Linked DNA regions of Homo sapiens: regions 2 and 3 are each linked to region 1. The links are chromatin loops, found by intact Hi-C in ENCODE. Cell type or tissue: Calu3. All regions are shown on one strand. Region 1 overlaps LOC101927182 (a long non-coding RNA gene). Region 2 has its middle 270 kb from the start of CHD6. Region 3 has its middle 49 kb from the start of SRSF6.

Region 1 (2,500 bases):
GACCAGCCTGGCCGATGTGGTGAAACCCTGTCTCTACTAAAAAAAAAAATACAAAAATTAGCTGAGTGTGGTGGTGCATGCCTGTAAACCCAGCTACTTTGGAGGCTGAGGCAGGAGAATCGTTTGAACCCGGGAGGTGGAGGCTGCAGTGAGCTGAGATTGCACCACTGCACTCCAGCCTGGGAGACACAGAGAGACTCCACCTCAAAAAAGAAAAAATTAAAGTTATACCCAGATATATAAAATAAAAAGTGAAAGTCAAAGTCCCCCCCCATTAACCACCACCACTTCCATCCCTTTCTTCTCCCCAGAAGTAACATTAATAGTCTGTTGTGTCTCTTTCACAGTTTTTTTAATGCATGTGCCTATATATTCCTATACATATGTAGAGTTCAGGGATAATTTTATTTAGATAAATAGACTCACGCTGGATATACAGTCCTGTCACTTGCTCTTGGTATTCAACAATATATCTCTCCATGTTTTCTCATATTTGCATGCCAGTACATAGAGTTGCCCTTCATTGTCTTTATTTGCTACAATAGTTTGGTGGATAATTATTGTTTCCAATATTTGACTATTATGAGCAGTGTTGCATTGAACACTCCTAGCACATGCATCTGTGCCCCCAGAGCTTGAGTGTTTCTACAGAATTAACAGATACCTAGAAGGGGAATTGGTAAGGCAATTTTCCATATAGGGAAACTGAGTCTCAGAGAGGGGAAGGGTTTCTGAAGGTTACATAAAACATTAGTAGCAGAACCAGAATGAGAAGTCAAGGGCCCCAAGTGCCAGGCCAGGCTGTCCTATGACAGCATCATCCTCTTTGGGACTATGTACCTGAACATGCCTAATCTACTCCAAAAAAACTGTGGGATTTAAGACCCTGTATTCAGTGGGCAGAAACAAAAAGTTCATGGACAAAGAAGACTGTGACATCAATTCTGTTGTGCCTCAATTCTGACATCATCATGAGGCAAAGAGTAGGGTGGCCAGAAGGCACCCAGTAGAGGGCAGCAGAAGGTGCATTGAGCTTAGGGTTTACATACTTCAACTCCAGTCCTGGCTCCCTGACCCTCCACCTGTGTAATTTCATATGTTTGAGCCTCTGTTTCATCCACTGTAAAATGGACTTAATTTCTACCTTACAGGCTGATTGTGAGGGCTGAAGAAGGCAATACACCTGACACTCATGATCATAATTAGCATTTCTTGAGTTCTTACTATGTGCCAGGGACCCTGCTAAGTACTTTTCCTTAATTATATCATTTGACACTCACAACAACCTTATGAGGTAGGTCTTACTTTTGTCCCCATTTTATAGATGAGGAAACTGAAACACAGAGAGGAATTCTTTGCCCAAAGTCACCTGGGAAGTCTCCTGGTAGAGGCCCAAGAGCTGAATCCACGCAGTCTGACTCCAGAGCTCAAACTCCTGGCCATTAGAAAGGCACTCAAAGCCTGTGGGCACCCTCACATAGGCAGGAAGCCCCTAAACAGTGCACAACTCTGCAGGTGCAAGGCCCCAGGGTAAGGGACCAAGCCAAACAAGCTCCAACAGGAATGTATTGAACCCTGGCAACTGCCAAGTCTCAGTGCTCAGTCTCTGAGGTCTGCTGCCAAGCCCCACCACTTTGGGCCTTTACCATTGCTATTCCAACCATAACTAACCAGTCCCATAGAGAGCTGCCAGTACCTGGGGCCAGCAGGGCCCTAATGGAAGAAAACTGACTGTAATTGCGTCCATCCATCAACCCAGCCCACAGAAGGGATTAGAGTCTGGTTTCCGATTTAAATAAGCTATTTATCTGCAAAAACTAGGGTCACATGGCACATCCTGCCTTGCTAGGAGTTTGAACCTTGCTAGGAGTTTGAACCTTGCTAGGAGTTTGAACAGGCACTGCAGAACAAGAAGCATGCAGGCTTTGGGGCCACAAAGGAAGGGAAGAGGAAAGGATAGGGTAGAGGAGCAAGAGAAGGAGCAGAGAGAGAGACACACAAAGACAATGAAAGACAGATACAGAGACATGGTGGGCTTGACAGAAGACAGAGGAAGGCGATGTGCCAGGAATGTTATTTCTCAATCAGAAGGGGATTCTCAAATTCTCAAGTAGGTACGTAGATAGGAAAAAAGGAAGAGATAGATAGACAGATAGATAGATAGATAGATAGATAGATAGATAGATAGATAGATAGATGCATATGTATTATTTGTATGCTTGTACATATATGCATGTTTGTATATTTTCATTTTGATGATACCCTAAAAAATAAATACAATCATATTCTAGATTTTTTAGCCTGCCACTCTTGAGCAGAGTACTGCCATCCAATTTGACTGCCCAACCTCTCCACCACCTGTGAAACACAAATAACAGCATTTCCTTTTCCAGGTTAGTGTGAAAGATAATGTTTATAAGGTACGGAGTATATGTTTACTAAATAGTAACTATTTTATTATTTTTATTGCTAAAATAAAGAGAGGTTATCCATGCAAGCT
Region 2 (2,500 bases), 130 kb after region 1:
GAGGAGGAATGGCTAATGGGGTCATTCAGGGGGTGGCATTTACTGAGCTCCACTTCACCGATGGGTGGTGTGCCATATACCCTTGCCCTCCCTTCTGCCAGGTTGTTCATTTTCTCTGTCGAGTTATAGGTTTGTTTGAAAAAAACAAAACAGAACAAAAAAACCTCCGATTTAAGCAAAAGTGAGTAGGAAACAGGAAGCCTAGTTAAGCCTAGCAGCCAGAACAAGTTTCTCGAGCTCTGCTTCTCCCAGAGGGCAATGAATTGGGACCTGGAGCACTTGTTCAATCATGGCTAAAACAGGAACTTTGATTCTGATCTGGCTATTGATCTTTTGCCAGAGGACCCGACCCAGTGGGGTGTGGAGAGGAGTGGCTGCATGCATATAGGCCTAACAACTGGACTCCCAAGTTGCTAACACTAATGACTGACTCAGTAACCCGATGACTAAGCTTCCAAGCAAGACATGAGCCCGTGGTGACTGCTCCTGGATCCAACATGCATTTCCCTACATTGCGCAGCTGCACCCTGGAAACCACACCTCATAGGAGCTCAATCAATTATTGTTAACACTCTCACCCCAGACAAGCAGCTTTAAAAAAGCTGTTTTAGGCAACACCATCAGCCTTTTGCTGTCGTTCATTAAGGGTTTAGCAGCTTGGTATTGATTTTCTTGCAGCTGCCTCTGAACTTTAATTCCTGCAGCAGAAAACAAGGCTTTGTCTGTGACATTTCCTGTCCAAGTGGTGGGTAACAACCATTCCTGGGATGCTGATTTCCCCAGCTATGCTACAAACCACAGGTTGCCTGCAATATGTCCTTTGTCTATTCCAAAGAGTAATTTCTGTAGCTGCAGGAGGTCCCTTCAAATGTGAGCTGTGGCTCCACCTCCTTCCTAAATCAGCAGTGCCTTCAAACCCCAGCCTTTGGAAATCCAATGACCACCCCTTTCCTCACACTGACTTGCAGCTAAGAAAGTGCTGTCATGTATTTATGTCATATCTGTTACATTCAGATTTCTCTTAAATGTTAATTCCCAGGGATTAGAAAGGACCTTAGCAATCTTCTCTTGCAAGCATCGCCCTGATATTTTATCCCCTCTGCAACATCCCCACCAAGTGGCCATTCTGGCTTTGCTTGAACACCTCTAAGGACAAGAAACTCACCTCCTCCATAGGAAAGCAACTTTGTTCAGGAAAGCTCTGAAAGGCAGAAAATTTTTCATTGTGTGGAATCAAAATCTGCCTCCCAGAAACATCAGCCACAGCTTTCTCTGCCAAATCCCCGCTTCTCATCCCTGAAGCCCTGGATCCTATCCACAACACCTGTGTGGTTGAAGAACCCACCTCTGAGGCAGCCCCTATGTGCTCTGCATACTTCTCTTCCCAAACCATTTGATTTGATTTCCCGCTATTGAACAAGCACTGTGCTGTATGCACCTGTGAATGTTTTCTCATATTTATCTCATGGGGTAAGCTTTGCTATCCCCATTTTACAGACCAAAAAGCTGAGGCTCAAAGAAGGTAAATAACTTCCCAAGGATACACAGGTAATCAGTAGTAGAGACAGACTCCAATCTTAGAGTTGCCTGCCCCAGACCCTGTGTTCTCTCTGCTATTCTGTGCTTTCTAAAAATAGAGCAAGTTTAGTTTCAAAGGGAAAGAAGACTCTGGCAAGACACGTCCAACAAGATCAGCGAATTTCTCACAGCCACTAAGGAGGCCTTGGGAGAGCCCTGCTCCTGGCTCGCCCCTTCTGTCTCTACAGGTGGAAGGCATGGAAGGAATGATATTGCTGAATGGCGCATGAGGCTGCAGTGGACCAAGTGGTCACTCAGCGGCCAGCGGCAGCCTGCCTGGTGCAACAGGGCCCATGGTGACAACTGGTGCCCAATTCCGGTTCCAAGGCACAGTCACAGAATGGCATTCTGAAGATGGAACCACCAATAAGAAGCCACATTCAGAGCTCTGCCTTCTGCTTTGGGCCTCTATTCCAAGCCCCTGCTCCTGTAGCCAGGGTTCTTAGGCTCCTCGTGAAAGCTCAGACTCTCGTCACTCCTACCTGTCCTCTTCCTCACCACCCAGAACATGCCTCTGGGGCTCATACCTGACCTGGACTGTAATAACTCTGCAAATGGACCCACCCATGCTCTAATGGACCAGTCTGGAACTAGACTCCTTGCTCACCACACACCACCATCACCCATTCCTGCCTCAGCCACAAAGCCAGAAACGGGACATGGATGGAAGAAGGAAGACAGAAGGCAGGAAGGCCAGCCAAGAGGCTTTTGCAACTGTCCAGGTGAAAGATGACAATGAACCACAAAAGAGGTAGTAAGGCTGCAGAGAAAGAAATAGCCAAGATATTACAGCGGTAACAATGGAATACAATGACCAACAGTATGCTGATCACAGTCATGGTTGGGATATGTGGCTGACAGCTTCAAGATGCTGCCAATGACCCTCAGTACCTGGCATTCGTGCATTGGATATTAATGTAAT
Region 3 (2,500 bases), 1.4 Mb before region 1:
CCAGATGTTGAATAAGAGTGTGAAAGTAGGCATCCTTGTCTTGTTTCAGTTCTTAGAGGGAACATTTCCCCATTCAGTATAATGTTGGCTGTGGGTTTGTTTTACATGGCTTTTATTATTTTGAGGTATGTTTCTTCTATGTCTAGTTTGTTGAGGGTTTTTATCATGAAGGACTGATGACTCTTATCAAATACTTTTTCTGTATTTATTGACATAATAATCTGGTTTTTGTTTTTAATCCTGTTTATGTGGTTAGTCACATTTATTGATTTGCATATGTTGAACCATCTTCGCATTCCTGCAATAAAACCCACTTGCTCTTGGTGCATTATCTTTTTGATGTGCTGTTGAATTTGGTTTGCTAATATTTTGTGAAGGAATTTTGTGTCTATGTCCATCAGGGATATTGATCTGTAGTTTTCTTTTTTGTTGTTGTTGTGTCCTTGCCTGGCTTTGGTATCAGGGTGACAATAACTTTGTAGAATGAGTTAGGGTGTATTCCCCCCTTCCGTTTTTTGGAGTAGCTTCAGTAGGATTGGTACTAGTTCTTCTTTGCACATCTGGTGGAATTGGGCTGTGAATCCATCTAGTCCTGGGTTTTTTTTTTTTTTTTTTTTTTGGCGAGGAGAGATTTTTTTTTTTTTTTGAGACAGAGGGTCTTGTTCTGTCACCCAGGCTGGAGTGCAGTAATGTATTCTTAGTTCAAGGTGGCCTTGAACTCCTGGTCTCAGGCTCAGGCTCCTGAGTAGCTGGGACTGCATGTGTGCTCCACCACACGCAGCTGCCTGTTTGCTGTTGTTTCTTGTGCATGGATGTCTATTTCTCTGCATTAAAGGATTAGTTATTTATTCCAGACTTCCCTGTCTGGCTTGTTTTGGTTTTTTGGGGGATATGTTTGCTTAGAGAGTCTTTGTAATTTACCTGTTAATTATGTTTCTTTTGTTTTTCCCTCTAGATCACTGCCTCCTTTTTGGCACTAGATGGCGCCTTAAGCTCAAGTTTGCCTCAGTTGTAGTAAATCAGATTGCTGCCTGTTCCCAAACGGGTGAGGCTCCAAAAGGGATAGCCTGGCAGCGTGGGAAGCTTTCCAGGGGTTTGCGAACAGGGAACCTGTGAAACGAACCTCCTCCCGTGTGGTGATGATGAACAGCCACTCTGATTTGGTATCTCCTTTGGCCAACGTCCAGAGCAGAGTTTTCTAAGCTGGGGATAGTAAGTCCCACCTTTGCCATTTGTCTCTGACTGTCCTTAGGGGCATTTCTCTTTCTAGGCACTCTCAATGCTTCCTGTGACTTGGGGCAGAGGCAGGTCTCCTGCCAAAGAACGCAGGATGGTGGGGAAATAGATCAAACGCCTCAATCTTAGTGTTTCCAGTGTAGAAGCTGTGAGTCAGGGGGAAGATTTCCATGTGTTTGGTGCTGGGCAGATCGGAGGGCAGAGCATTATGGATATGGAAGTCTGATCCTCTGACTGTCGGCTCAGAGTTTTTTCACTTCTCTGTAGTCCCAGGAACTGTCTCATCCTCATATTTGAGTTATGGTATATTGCTGGTGATAATCTTGGTGCTATATATTTGTTTTTGGTTTTCTGTGGGGGGTGGGGAGTGAAACCAGCTTGCTTCTGCACTGCGATTTTGTAACTGGGAGTCCAGGTTTTGTCAATTTTTGTTTCATGCATTTTTAAGCTCTATCGTTAGATGCAATTCTGATTTTTGTTCTCTTGATGAAAATGGACCATTTTACCACCATGAAATGTCCCTTTTTATCTCTGTCTTAAAGTCTACTCCATTTGAAATTAACCTAGCCCTTATTCTAGCTTTCTTATGCCCTGATTGGATGCTGTATAATGTATCTTTTCTCATCTCTTTCCTTTCAGCTATCTGTATTGTAACATTTAAAGTGTATCTCTTGTAGTTGGATATAGATTCTCCTTGTTATTGTTTTTTAATCCTGCCTTCTCTGCTTTTTCGCTGGAGTGTTTAGTCCATTTACAGATAATGTAATTATGGACATAATTTGATATAGATCTACCATTTTATTACTTGTTTGTTTTGTATATACATTTTTCCTCTCTTCATCCTTTTTGGCCTTCTTATGGGTTAAAATAAATTTTTGGAACTCCATTTTAATTTGTTAATTGGCATTCTAGCTACACCTCTTTCTATGTTTTAAAGTGGTTGCTTAGTGATTACAATATTCATTCTTAGCTTAGAGTCTACATTCTACGTAGATATAAATATTTTACCACTTCACACAAAATTTAAGAGCCTTACAACTATACACATCAGTTTACCCCCAACCTTTATGCTGTATTTTCATATATAATGTATAAAAACATTAAAACTCCCACAATACAATGTTATAATTTTTACTTTAAAGAGTTAGAAGCATTTAGAAATTAAGGAGAATGTAATATTTTATATTCACTAAATTAGTCGTTGTAACACTGCTATAAAGAACTACTGGACACTGGGTAATTTATAAAGAAAACAGATTTAATT

What was found. A loop is a pair of places that touch in the nucleus more often than their neighbours do. Peaks named below come from ENCODE experiments on the same cell type or tissue, not always from the same donor. Only the 100,000 strongest peaks of a DNase experiment are listed, where the experiment ranks them.
Region 2: it touches region 1 in a loop (2.8-fold over the local background); 1 of 110 quality-filtered maps calls a loop at or near these places.
Region 3: it touches region 1 in a loop (7-fold over the local background); 1 of 110 quality-filtered maps calls a loop at or near these places.

Annotation. Positions count from the first base shown.
Region 1 is chr20:42,017,669-42,020,168 of GRCh38, reverse strand. The region is part of intron 2 of LOC101927182 (a long non-coding RNA gene); the gene reads right to left. LOC105372622 (a long non-coding RNA gene) reads left to right here. Exons shown (of 5, transcript XR_001754614.2): 3 at 2,292-2,393. Among named protein-coding and RNA genes, the nearest start is that of CHD6, 400 kb to the right of the region's middle. In Calu3, no CTCF peak of the experiment used is centred here; a DNase peak (open chromatin) is centred at 1,018.
Region 2 is chr20:41,887,969-41,890,468 of GRCh38, reverse strand. No RefSeq gene overlaps it. Among named protein-coding and RNA genes, the nearest start is that of CHD6, 270 kb to the right of the region's middle. RefSeq lists an enhancer at 1,205-1,841. In Calu3, CTCF peaks have their summits at 833 and 1,066; DNase peaks (open chromatin) are centred at 408 and 1,108.
Region 3 is chr20:43,407,972-43,410,471 of GRCh38, reverse strand. No RefSeq gene overlaps it. Among named protein-coding and RNA genes, the nearest start is that of SRSF6, 49 kb to the left of the region's middle. In Calu3, a CTCF peak has its summit at 985 (motif pointing right); a DNase peak (open chromatin) is centred at 1,061.